4 separate regions of the Homo sapiens genome follow, and regions 1, 2 and 3 are each linked to region 4. A link is a contact called in ENCODE Hi-C or POLR2A ChIA-PET data. All regions are on one chromosome and are shown on one strand. Each heading gives the region's core, a stretch centred on a gene start or an enhancer-like site at or near the end of the contact. The rest is flanking DNA. Distances are from core to core; before and after follow the strand shown.

Region 1 (2,915 bases), core at 391-2,890, 2.1 Mb before region 4:
TCATTCTAAAATTGCAAATCTACCCATAAATGACAATCCTGGGCTGGAAACCAGAATGTCAAATTCTTGTGCTGAAATCAACTTTTCACATGGCCTGAGGCAGGCCATTCTACTATTCTAAGAATGCTCAGACATACAAGTATGTAATAATGTTCCAAACACTTTTTTTTGGGGGGGGGGGCACTTCCTGTAAGTAAAAAGTTTCTATGACTGGGAAAGGAACAAAATAAAGTAATAAAAGAAACAGGAATACCCCTGGCACACCTTCCTCAAACGAACAACGTTAAAAAAAAAAGAAAACACACACACACAGCTAATTTTAATCTAGCCTACTCTCCCCCCAATGGACACACCTACAGTTTCTTATCAAAATGTACAAGACTCAAAGCCCATTTAATTCAATTATGAATCTCACTCAACAAGCATCAAGCACATCAGGCGCCTCTCTACAGCGATATCCCCACAAGTTTCAGAGAAATGCCAGCAGGGACTCTGTAGTTATGATTCCTATCAAACGGCCCCCTAACCCGTATTTCTCCTGGACATACACATGCAGATTCATTAACCAAAACCTACCCAGCACCCCTCACATCGCGCGTACGTTGGCATTTTCAGTTTATAGGTGGGTCCTGGAACAGCTAAAACCAGGAAGCTCCGGGGTAATTAGAGGACTTGGGAGAAGTCATCTTGGGACAGGTGGAAGACCCAGAGAAATCAGGAATCAGAAAGAAGCTGTCCCTGGCCACCTCTGCTTCCCGTCCCATCCAAACTTCACCCACCCGGGTCTCAGAAGCCCAGAAGGGAGAGGCCATTTTAATGAGGCCTGGCTGAGAAATGAAGGGAGAAGAGGAAATCAGGGAAGGGCCCTGGGAAAGGAAGGCCGAACACTTTGCCACAATAGCACCCGAGTCGGGTGGCAGCACCTGGAGCCCGAAGAGGGAGGACCTGGACTTAAGGGCCCGGGAGAGGTGCAAAAGTAGCGGTGGCCTACCACGAGGGGGGCCGAGTGATCTAAACCGGGGAGCGCGGGCCCCTTACCCCCATGCGGGGAAAGGACCCCTTCTCGGGCCAACCGCGCCGACCCTCGCCCCTGGGTCAGGGGCTACTACCCAGAGATCCAGAAGGCGGGAGTTGGCTAGTGCCTGGTTCTCCTCATCCGGCCATGCGGCGCGGGGGCGTCCATCCTGAGGGGTCCGGGAACCAAGAGGGCACGGAGGGTGCCGGACGCGGCGCTCACCCGCGGGCCGCCTCCAAGCTCTTAATGAGCTTCTTGATCTTCCAGATCTCCACGTTCCTGTCGGCAGCACTGGGGTCGTCCGCCATCTTCTCGCCTCCTCCTCCCTAGAGCGGCCCGGCGGGGCCCGGAGACACCAAGACCACAGAGTTAGCGCCGCCGCTGGGGCAGAGCGGCCCCCTTCCTCGCCATCCCCCAGAGGCCCTCTCCTCCCGTCCGGTGCAGCTCGCCACAAAGGTCACCGGCCTTTCCCTCCCTGTGCCTTACCTAAGGGCCCAGTCCTGGGCGGCAGCGGCTGCTCCTCCCCGGCGGCGGCTCCGCGGCGGCGGCGGCTCTGACGTAGGACACCGGCTCCCTCTCTCCAGGCAGCTGCATGTGTTGCAATCCGCTCACATGGGGCCTGTGACATCACTTCCTCCGCCAGGGGCGGAGTGGAAGGCGGCAGGCGGAAGGGAGGGGGCCGGTGCGAGTGAGGAGAAGCTGGGCGTCCGCCGCGACTTCTCATTGGCTCTCTGCCCCGCAGCCTACAATGAGCCCGCCGATTGGCTGCAGCTGGGTCCGCGCCGCCTTGTGAGGTAAGGCTGGGGGGTGGGAGGTGCCACCTTTCTTCCGGCCCGGCAAGGCGAGAGGAGGAAGCGGGCGGAAGCCGGTGGCTCTCGCGAGTTTACTGAGAGCCCCCGTCAGGCTCGAATGGGGGTGGTTCTTAAAGAGAGAGGACCGGGGTCGTCGTCTTTTCAGTCCATTCTCCTTGAATAGGGTGGACATCTGAGGCTTTGCGACTCGAAGCTAGGCACTTGGGCCCGACGCGCGGTTTGAACGGTGCTTGAGAAGCCGCGAAGAAGCGCCTCGCGCTCAGCGGCTTCTTCGCTGACGAAGTGCTGCGGTCTGCGTGCGTCATGGCTGCACGGAATAGTGTGGAGGAGTCCTGGCCAGTAGGTCTGGATGAGGAACCTGCCTCCGGGCGGTCCGGGACCCTCACCTGCAGGGGCGAAAGAGGCCTGTTTTCTCTCGCCCCAGAGCTAGGACGGGCTCACTTTGGACTTAGAACTTTATGGGGTGGAAGACAGCGGGGGCTGCCTGAGCTTGGAGACCTGAGGTATCTGGTCCCATGTATGATTTGGCCTGAGCCGTTGAGAATGGGGGTGGAGAGAGTTGAAACAAAATGGGCATCCACATACGGTTAGAACTTTATCTTTTTGAGTTAGGATTTTTAGGTGGCTACTTTGTCCCCCCTCACCTCGTCTGGGTTCAAATATTGAGCCCAGACCGTGTGCTGGACCCTGTTTTCCTGGGGATACAGAGGTGAACCAAACAGATGACAGTACTTACCCTTATGGAGCTTATAGTCGATTGGGTTTTTAAGTTTGTGATTTTATACTTTTTGTAATAAAATAATTACACAAATGCTTAAGTACTTCAGGGTGCTCTGAGAGTGTATGGCGGGGACCCAGCTCTGAAATGAGACCCAAAGGATGATTAAGAGTTTGTCAGGAGGAAACAGAATACAGTTGAGAACTACAGAAACGCCAGTGTGCTGGCACAAGGTCAGGGACGGGGAGAGTGGTTTGAGGGAGCAGCAGGGGAAGAGGTCATGTAGGGTCTTTTAAGCCAGATTCAGAAGTTTGGTTTCTTTCAAGAACAGTGGGTAGTTTAAAGGGTTTAGAGCCCTGGTGTGGACTGG
Region 2 (3,103 bases), core at 46-2,545, 2.1 Mb before region 4:
ACTAAGGCCATTCCAGCTATCCTAAAAAAGAAAAAACTGACTCAGTCACCAACCAGTGTGTATCCTGGGAGGAAAAAGAGAAAACTTGGGCTCACTTAGTATATAAAATACATTAAGCTACTAAAACAGTAAATATTAAAGTTTCCCAAATAAGTAAGACGAAAAAAGGTAAATAAAAGATGGCCTTAGAATCACATTACAGTAGGATTTCTCAACCGTGGCGCTATTAATTTTGGGCGAAATTTTTGTGGTGGGGGCTGTTCTGTGCATTGTAGGATATACAGCAGCATCCCTGGCCTCGACACCCTAGAAACCAATAAGCACCCCAGTAAGTAAGTGACAACCTAAAATATCCACAGACATTGCCAGATGTCCCCTGGGGGAAAACACTTCCCCTTACCTTGCCGTGCAATTAGTTTAAAAGAACTAGAGTTACTAAGGGTCTTTGAAAGAAAAAAGAAAAGTAGTGGCGTTTCACTAGGATAAAAGACCTTTATTACAACTTAACCTCAGGCTCCTTCCAAGCCTTCCTTAATGCCCACATACAATTCCTGTTCTCTAAAGCATTTGTCTTTTATTTTAGAAAACAAGTAACCACTCCATAGCCTTTTCTCCGCCCCACGATCTGCTTTTTTTTCTGAAGTAACAAACGAGTACAATCTTACACCACAGATTTTGAGAAAATGTTGCTAAGCACGAAAACTGGAGTTCCGACTCAGAGCTTTCTTATTTTATTTCACCGTATCAACGGGATCCTTACACACTCTGTATTCTGTAGAGGAGCCAAAAATAAAACTGAAAATAGTGGCTTTCCCAATAGACTGCATCCCTCACCCCCAAGGCCAAACCTTTCCATTCAGCCACAGAACAGGCCATGAGGACCACTACCTGGTAATTTTGAAATGACACTCTAGATCGCGAGGGGTGTGACTCAGCAGGGCCCAAGCCGGAGGCAAAACCTTGGGCAAAATCTTGACCCGGCAGCGCTAACTATGGAAGGCCCGTTACCTTCCTTCCCGCCTGACCTATACTGGAGAATTCAAACCCTAAAGGGCGCGCGGCCTGCCGCAGCGAAGCCCGAGGCCCAAGGCCCGAGGCCGTGACCCCATTCGGGAAGGTCCCAGTTCCTCACCTGGTGGCGGGCGGCCGTAGGGCCCCGGGAGGCTGCGGCGCCCACGAGACGGGCTGCTGCAGCTCGGCTGGCACTTATCATGGCGGATAAATGGAGGAGTACGAGGCAGCAAACAAGCGCTCCGACGGCAAAGAGCTGCGCGATGCGGTGGCGGCAGCGCTTCTGGAAACCTCCAACCACGTGGGGTGAGGGGCGGGGGTTGGTCACTGCGGCCCAGAGGCCCGCTCTTCCGCTGAGGCGCCGCCCGCGCCGCCTGACCAGAGGATACTCGACTGCCGCTCCCGGAGCCAGGGCGTACAGGTAATATGCTCCGCAGCATGATGGTTGGAGAAAGCCTGCCCTCCTGTCCCGGCTGCGGCGGCTCTGAGCTCAGAAAGAGTCCAGGGGAGGAAGAGGGATATGAAGGCCGTATCTCGGACAGCCCCGGTCCTCGGCGACAGGAAAGACTCAAGGTCACACGGGATAAATTGCGAACCGATTACAGTCTTCTTGCGTCAGTTGCGCGGGAGGAGGAGCCTGTTGGCGCAACAGACATCCAGCTAAGAACCTAGAGCGCATGTGCGCAAGGAGTGGCGGAAAACATGGGTGGAGACTAACTGCGGCGCTCACTGGGTGCCCGAGTGCACGCCAGCGTTCCCTGGGGCGAGCCCGGGCGCGTGCACACCCCCCGGGCGTGGACGTGTTCCCAGCTCCCGCTCCTGGAGGACGGCGCCATCTTGTCTTGTGGCTTTGTGAAGTGAGGACGTCAGTACTTTTGTTGTTTGGTCCCGCCCGTTGTTCACAACTTGAAAGACACTTGGATATGCAGACAGACGTTAAACAATTTCGTGTTGCGTTTTATCACAGGGGTCTTGGGTTTCCAACTACGAAGCGTTTGATTCACACAGAACATTAGGCCAATTAGCCTGCACAAAGGGAAAAAAAAATAGCTGAGCTTGGCCGGGCGCTCACGCCTGTAATCCCAGCACTTTTGGGAGGCCGAAGCGAGCGGATCGCGAGGTTAGGAGATCGAGACCATCCTGGCTAACACGGTGAAACCCCGTCTCTACTGAAAATACGAAAAAGTAGCCGGGCGTGGTGGCAGGCGCTTGTAGTCCCAGCTACTCGGGAGGCTGAGGCAGGAGAACGGCGTGAACCCGGGAGGCGGAGCTTGCAGTGGGCCGAGATCGCGCCACTGCACTCCAGCCTGGGCGACAGAGCGAGACTCCGTCTCAAGAAAAAAAAGAAAAATAGCTGAGCTTCAGGCTCTTCCTCTCCCCACTGTGCTGGGCCTGACTTGAGACTCCTCTGGCCCTTTTTAAACCTTGTGCTGGTGGCAGGATGTCAACTACTTCACTACCCTGTGACCAGTTTTTAGGTTTTTGTTTTTTTTTTTGAGGCAGTCTTTGTCGCCAGGCTTGAGTGCAGTGGCGCCATCTCGGCTCACTGCAACCTCTGACTCCCTGGTTCAAGCTATTCTCCTGCCTCAGCCTCCCAAGTAGATGGGATTACAGGCGCGCGCCACCACGCCCAGCTAATTTTTATATTTTTGGTAGACACCGGGTTTCACCATGTTGGCCAGGATGGTCTCGATCTCCTGACCTCGTGATCTGCCTGCCTCGGCCTCCCAAAGTGCTGGGATTACAGGCGTGAGCCACCGCGCCCAACCCAGTTTTAGATTTTTAAGAAGAGGAATTAATTGATTCAACAGATATGTTTTGGCATGCCTACCGTGTGTCAGTCACTCTCCCAGGTGGTAGGAATACAGCGAAAGCAAAACACGAACGAATGGCTGATGACAGATTGAACTTGATTTTGGAGATGAAGCAATTTGTCCTGGAAGCCCGCTTTCAAAAAAAGAGAAATGTTTCAGACCCCCTATCTCTTCAGGAAGATCTGTATTATTAAGTAGTCACCCCTGGGTGAGGAACTGTGAAGGAAATGTTGGGGAAAGTTGGGGAGGGAAAGAAGCTAACTGAAGAGTTTACATTC
Region 3 (3,019 bases), core at 488-2,987, 2.2 Mb before region 4:
GTTCACAGAGGCCCTCACCTCCTCCCTTCCCTCTCGGTGTCGTCAAGCACCCTCCTTCCCCACATTCTCTTTCTGCTTTCTTTTTAAATCCAGAAAAAACAGCACCTCCTCTGGATTCAGAGCTAGAGCAGGAGGAGCCTTCCCTTCCCGGAATCCCTGTTCCCTTTGGGGTGAGCAACTGACTGCGTCGTGGGGGCGGGGAGGGCTTCCCTGTTCGCGTTCGGCCCCAGGGAGACCTGCGGGAATCGTTCTCCCTCGCCACCACCCACCCCCTGCTTCCTTCTCCCCCTCGCCTTGGCCAGGCTCGGGGTGAGGAGTGTTATCCCGGAGTCTGGGCGCCTCGGCAGTGACGGCTCCCCAGGGACTGCAGGGGGAGCCCGGGCTGCAGCGCCTGCTCAGTTCGTGCTCACTGCGTCGAAGGCTCCCCCGGCCTGGCTCCGCGCCCAGCGCCGCATCCGGGAGGAGGAGCGAGGAGGCGGCGGAAGAGCCCGCGCGGCCGGAGTCCGGGGCTGGGAGTGGAGAGGGAACCTCCAGGGGGCAGCACCGAGCCGCCAAGCCGGTCCTCTCTTCGCGCCCAGCCCGGGGTCCCCAGACAGCCCATAGGGAAGCCCCTCTTTCGGATTCCCGCAGTGTGGGCCGGCCCTCCACCTGGACTGGATAAAGGGGGGAAAGTGACCCCTCACCACAAGGACCATTATCTCCTGGTGAGAACAAGAATCAGGCCTCTCTTGGGGCAATCAGCTTCCCCACTTCGGTCCCCCAAAGGTGGGCTCTTTGCCGGCGGGGACTAGGGAACAGCCTTTCGGTTCCGGGGGAGCACAGGGGACCCCAGGCACCAGCAGCCCCATCCCACCGACAGGTGGCAGAGGCAAGGCAGCTCACTGCTATACAGTGTCCCAAGAACCAAGTGGCCGTGACTTCCTATCCTCAATTTCCCAGCGACACCCGGAAAGACACCGTGCCATAGATCGAGGCCCGGGGTCAAGGCCCCGCCTCTCCTGGGCGGCCCCTGCCCAGGCGGGCCCAGCCGCTCCTCCCCCGCACTCCCGGTTCGCTCTCACGGTCCCTGAGGTGGGCGGGCGGGCCCTGGATGACAGCGATAGAACCCCGGCCCGACTCGCCCTCGCCCCCGCTCTGGGTCTGGGCTTCCCCAGCCTAGTTCACGCCTAGGAGCCGCCTGAGCAGCCGCGCGCCCAGCGCCACACGCCACGAGCCCTCCCCGCCTGGGCGTCCCCGGATCCCGCGAGCGCTCGGGCTCCCGGCTTGGAACCAGGGAGGAGGGAGGGAGCGAGGGAGCAACCAGCTGCGACCCGGAAATGCCATATAAGGAGCAGGAAGGATCCCCCGCCGGAACAACCCTTATTTGGGCAGCACCTTATTTGGAGTGGCCCGATATGGCCCGGCCGCTTCCGGCTCTGGGAGGAGGGAAGAAGGCGGAGGGAGGGGCAACGCGGGAACTCCGGAGCTGCGCGGGTCCCGGAGGCCCCGGCGGCGGCTAGAGCTCTAGGCTTCCCCGAAGCCTGGGCGCCTGGGATGCGGGCGCGGGCGCGGGCCCTAGGGTGCAGGATGGAGGTGCCGGGCGCTGTCGGATGGGGGGCTTCACGTCACTCCGGGTCCTCCCGGCCGGTCCTGCCATATTAGGGCTTCCTGCTTCCCATATATGGCCATGTACGTCACGACGGAGGCGGACCCGTGCCGTTCCAGACCCTTCAAATAGAGGCGGATCCGGGGAGTCGCGAGAGATCCCAGCGCGCAGAACTTGGGGAGCCGCCGCCGCCATCCGCCGCCGCAGCCAGCTTCCGCCGCCGCAGGACCGGCCCCTGCCCCAGCCTCCGCAGCCGCGGCGCGTCCACGCCCGCCCGCGCCCAGGGCGAGTCGGGGTCGCCGCCTGCACGCTTCTCAGTGTTCCCCGCGCCCCGCATGTAACCCGGCCAGGCCCCCGCAACTGTGTCCCCTGCAGCTCCAGCCCCGGGCTGCACCCCCCCGCCCCGACACCAGCTCTCCAGCCTGCTCGTCCAGGATGGCCGCGGCCAAGGCCGAGATGCAGCTGATGTCCCCGCTGCAGATCTCTGACCCGTTCGGATCCTTTCCTCACTCGCCCACCATGGACAACTACCCTAAGCTGGAGGAGATGATGCTGCTGAGCAACGGGGCTCCCCAGTTCCTCGGCGCCGCCGGGGCCCCAGAGGGCAGCGGCAGCAACAGCAGCAGCAGCAGCAGCGGGGGCGGTGGAGGCGGCGGGGGCGGCAGCAACAGCAGCAGCAGCAGCAGCACCTTCAACCCTCAGGCGGACACGGGCGAGCAGCCCTACGAGCACCTGACCGCAGGTAAGCAGTGGCCTACGCCGAGGGGGAACCCTTTCGCCACCATCCTGGCGTCCTGTCCTTCACCGCAGGAGTGCTCCTGGATCTTAGAATGAGAGCCGGGTTTCCCTTTCATTCCTCGCATCCCCAGAGTCATGTGTTAGAGGGATGCCAAGGAACCCCACACAGCCCACCCCCTGCCCTCATCCCTAGCGGAGCGCAGAGGACCGAGCTTTTGTTTTGGATGGAGAGCTCTGGAGCTGCGTGGGTGGGTGGAGGGGGAGGGCTTGTTTTGATGAGCGGGGCTGCGCCCCCCACCTCCAGTAAGACTTGCCTTGCCTTGCTTGCCGCCTGTCCCCAAGGAAGGACCGTGATCCTTGGCCGTGGATGTCCCGGCAGCCCGGGTTTGGGGGCGCGCACTAGCCGCGGCCATGGGGGTGCTGGCGGGAATCCCTCGCCCGCACAGCCGCCGCTGCGGAGCGCTGCGAGCTGCAGTGGAGGGGGATTCTCCGTATTTGCGTCAGCTGTTGTTGAAATGGGCTCTGCCACTGGTGCGGGTCCAGGAACATTGCAATGTGCTGCTATCAATTATTAACTACCTCGGGAGTCAATGGTAGCCGGCCCGGTCTCTTGCCTGGCAGCTCGGGTCGTCCTCGTCCTCCAGTGATTGCTTTCCAGTAACCAGGCCTCCCGCTTCTCTCTCTCCTGCCAGAGTC
Region 4 (3,285 bases), core at 347-2,846:
CGCCCCACTTCGAGTTGTCCCGCCTTTCTGTTGTCCCACAAACCAATGTCTTTCTCTCTTTCCCCCTCCCCTCTCTTCCCTTCCTCCTTTCCTCTTTTCTTTTCTTTCTTTCTTTTCTCCCTTTCTTTCTTTCTTTCTTTCTTCCTTCCTTTCTTTCTTTTCTTTCTCTTAGGAATAACGCTCAAAATCCTAAGGGAAATTGAACACTCGAACAAAGGATTATTAGCAAAGCAATTTTACTTCTGCTCAGAGGGGTGTCTGCTTGGCCAGTCGCCATGAGAGCACACCTGAACAAAGGGGCACGAGAGCCTTTATTCCTGACGCAAGTCCTGCCCCTGTACCCTTTCCCCATTGGCCGGGGTCGGGTCATACAATCTGAACTAATCCCGGTTGGCTAAACATTTGATTTTTTTAGGTAATGTGGGCACGTAAAAGAAAGTGGAGAGGAAAGGGGAAGGGGTGCCTGTAATGAACTAGAAAGTTAGTCCTCTTTCCAAATAATGAAAGGAATGTGAGCTGGTACTGATAACGTCTGGTACTGATAACGTCTTGTACTGTGGCGTGCCTCGGCATCTAACGAAGGCAAAAAGGAGAAAAAGGAAAACAAAAGTGTGTGTGGGGGGGAGTACTATGAATTAAAGAATAAAAGATTGATCTAATTATTTGAAGAGAAACCTCATCATATCCCAGATTTCTTTCTTTCTTTCTTTCTTTTTTTTTTTTTTGAGACGGAGTTTCGCTCTTGTACCCCAGGCAATGGGGCGCGATCTCGGCCCACTGCAATCTCCGCCTCCCGGGTTCAAACGATTCTCCTGCCTCAGGCTCCCGAGTAGCTGGGATTACAGGCACCCACCACTACTCCCGGCTAATTTTTGTATTTTTAGTAAAGATGGGGTTTCACCATGTTGGCCAGGCTGGTCTCAAATTCCTGACCTCAGCTGATCCACCCGCCCAGGCCTCCCAAAGTGCTGGGATTACAGGCATGAGCCACCAGGCCCGGCCCAACCAGTGTATTTCTTGAATGAACTGAAGTCTCATATCTCCCTAAAATATGTAAAACCAAGCTGTACCGGACCACCTTGGGCACATGTTCTCAGGACCTCCTGAGGGCTGTGTCAAGGGCCATGGTCACTCATATTTGGCTCAGAATAAGTCTCTTCAAATATTTTACAGAGTTGGACTCTTTTCGTTGACAATTCAATGACGCTTCAAGCGTTTTTGGCAGCTCTCATCAGTGGGATCCGCATTAATAGTGAAACGGCATCATGGCGCTTCCCGCAGTTCGGGATTGTTTTGAACTTTCATCTAGAGCGTATTGTGGGTGGGGAAGTTGTGTTTGCTGAGTAGATTGTGACACTGCTGGCTTGGGTCACTCGAGGTCAGGGATGAGAGACTTTTTTTCCTAGAATTGGTAAGACAGGAAATCAATCAGAGGCAGAGCGACGCCTCTGGCTCTGGTCTAGTGGTGCAGCGTCTCTAGCCCTCGCCCCGCCCACCGTCCCCGCGAGGCGTCCACTCGCCGAGCCCCGCCCTCACCCAGCACCCACCCCGCTCCTCGCGCCCTCCCCGCCTGTTCCCGCCCTGTGCTGAGGCTGCGCAGTCGGTGCCATCTTCTACGCCCCTGGGAGCGTTGTGGCTGCTGTTTCCTTCGGCTTTCCTCCTCCTGCTCCACCATGTGGAGCCGACGGCAGGGCCGCCTCAGGCCCACGGTCTGCGGGGTGGAGGAGCTACGGCGCCGCCGGCGGGAGCGGGAGGCAGGTGTGGGCGGCCGAGGGAGCGCGGGGGTATATGGCGGTCGGGGATAAGTTGAGACCCCAGGCTCGGAGCCGCGGGTTCTGGGTTGTGGTCGTCCTTCCCACGCTCAGCCGGCTCCTCTGCCCCCAGCACTGCGGAAGGCGCGGAGGGAGCAGCAGCTGGTCAGCAAGAGGCTGCTGAGAAACGACGCCCCAGAGGAAGCTGGAGAGGGATGTGTGGCTGCGATCCTCGGGGAAACCGAGGTGAGGGGGCAAGGTAGGGTGCGCTGGAGTCCACGCCCGCTGGCGCCAGACTCCCGGGAGTACTCGAGGTCTGCCCCAAACCTGAACGCAATCCACTCTACACTTCCACGCATCCAGTGGGTCAAGCCAGAAACAGGGGAATCATCCTGCACAACTCTTTGACCCACAACCCCATATCGATCCATCATCAAGTCCTAGTTGTTTACCTCCTGAAGAGCTTTGGAGTCTTTACATGCCTCACCATCGAAGCTGCCACCACCACCTCCTCTCTGGATACTACTGCAGTCTCCTAAAAGGTCACCCTGCATCTATGCTTGTCACCGTCACTACGTCCTTTAAAAACACGTGGAGACCAAAATCTTTCCTGTGCCTTGCAAAGCATAGCATGGTCTAGCCTCTTCCTAACTCAAATTTTATCAGTTTTCTCATCCTACCCACCGTCCTCTTTTTAGTTCCTGCAACGATATATCGGATTTGTGTCTCAAGCCCTTGGCATTCGCTACGTCTAACGTTCGTTTCTTTTGGTATTCTGTCTTGAGAGCCTATTTTTTTTCTTTTCTTTTCTTTTTTTTTTTTTGAGACTCTCGCTCTGTCGCCAGGCTGGAGTGCAGTGGCATGATCTCGGCTCACTGCAACATCCGCCTCCCGGGTTCAAGCGATTCTCCTGCCTCAGCCTCCCGAGTAGCAGGGATTACAGGCGCGCGCCACCACTAATTTTTGTATTTTAAGTAGAGGCGGGGTTTCATCATGTTTGTCAGGCTGGTCTGGAACACCTGGCCTCATGATCCACCCGCCTTGGCCTCCCAAAGTGCTGGGATTACAGGCGTGAGCCACTGTGCCCGGCCACCTACTTGTTTCTTGTAGAATATTAATCATTATCTAATGGTTTGTCTATTGTTATTTCTCCAACTAGACTTTAATTGCAGGAAAACCTAGATCCTGTGTTGTCATTGAAAACCCGGTTGCCTGCACATTATCTGGCATATAGTTAAGTACTCAGTGTTTATTGAATGAGTGAATGAAAGGATTTATTCAGTAAGCATTGAGTATCCCCTGTATTTGTATTATGTTTACGTACATAGTTTACCGTACATACCATGTTGACATATATATTATCAACTTATTCCTAGGTCATACTATTCCATTGTATGCTTACTTTATGCCAGGACACTGTGCTGGTCACTGAGGTACACAAAGATGAAAGGATAGAGTCCTTTTCTTTGAGGTGCTCACAGCCCGGTGAAGAAGACAGATGTCACAAGGGAAGGAAACATGAGGAACAAGAGAA

Evidence for each region. Hi-C counts contacts between places; a loop is a spot of excess contacts on that map. ChIA-PET counts read pairs that join two places held with the same protein, here RNA polymerase II (POLR2A). Pooled maps may share reads with other maps.
Region 1: a loop to region 4 is called in a pooled map, with 8 times the contacts of the local background. The contact joins the promoter of ETF1 here to the promoter of TMCO6 in region 4. A Hi-C loop is called at or near these places in 1 of 168 maps with a recorded cell type or tissue (CD8-positive, alpha-beta T cell) and 12 of 50 pooled maps. POLR2A ChIA-PET finds 5 or more read pairs at or near these places in 1 of 52 experiments (CD4-positive, alpha-beta T cell).
Region 2: a loop to region 4 is called in a pooled map, with 6 times the contacts of the local background. The contact joins the promoter of HSPA9 here to the promoter of TMCO6 in region 4. A Hi-C loop is called at or near these places in 6 of 50 pooled maps. POLR2A ChIA-PET finds 5 or more read pairs at or near these places in 2 of 52 experiments (CD8-positive, alpha-beta memory T cell and T-cell).
Region 3: a loop to region 4 is called in a pooled map, with 13 times the contacts of the local background. The contact joins the promoter of EGR1 here to the promoter of TMCO6 in region 4. A Hi-C loop is called at or near these places in 5 of 50 pooled maps.

The regions. Positions count from the first base shown.
Region 1 is chr5:138,541,596-138,544,510 of GRCh38, forward strand. ETF1 (eukaryotic translation termination factor 1) reads right to left here and starts at 1,641. Exons shown (of 11, transcript NM_004730.4): 1 at 1,502-1,641; 2 at 1,238-1,341. The coding sequence starts at 1,323. RefSeq lists enhancers at 1,152-2,351, 1,293-2,082, 1,802-2,201, 2,083-2,872 and a silencer at 1,462-1,511.
Region 2 is chr5:138,574,106-138,577,208 of GRCh38, forward strand. HSPA9 (heat shock protein family A (Hsp70) member 9) reads right to left here and starts at 1,296. Exons shown (of 17, transcript NM_004134.7): 1 at 1,133-1,296; 2 at 1-21. The coding sequence starts at 1,213. All of the region lies in intron 1 of LOC105379193 (a long non-coding RNA gene), which reads left to right. RefSeq lists enhancers at 877-1,524, 1,041-1,090, 1,331-1,610, 1,525-2,173, 1,751-1,890.
Region 3 is chr5:138,463,742-138,466,760 of GRCh38, forward strand. EGR1 (early growth response 1) reads left to right here and starts at 1,738. Exons shown (of 2, transcript NM_001964.3): 1 at 1,738-2,327; 2 at 3,016-3,019. The coding sequence starts at 2,021. RefSeq lists silencers at 342-611, 932-1,331, 1,342-1,691, 1,782-1,991 and enhancers at 524-1,723, 796-1,636, 1,637-2,476.
Region 4 is chr5:140,637,855-140,641,139 of GRCh38, forward strand. TMCO6 (transmembrane and coiled-coil domains 6) reads left to right here and starts at 1,597. Exons shown (of 12, transcript NM_018502.5): 1 at 1,597-1,758; 2 at 1,885-1,997. The coding sequence starts at 1,674. RefSeq lists a silencer at 1,409-1,658.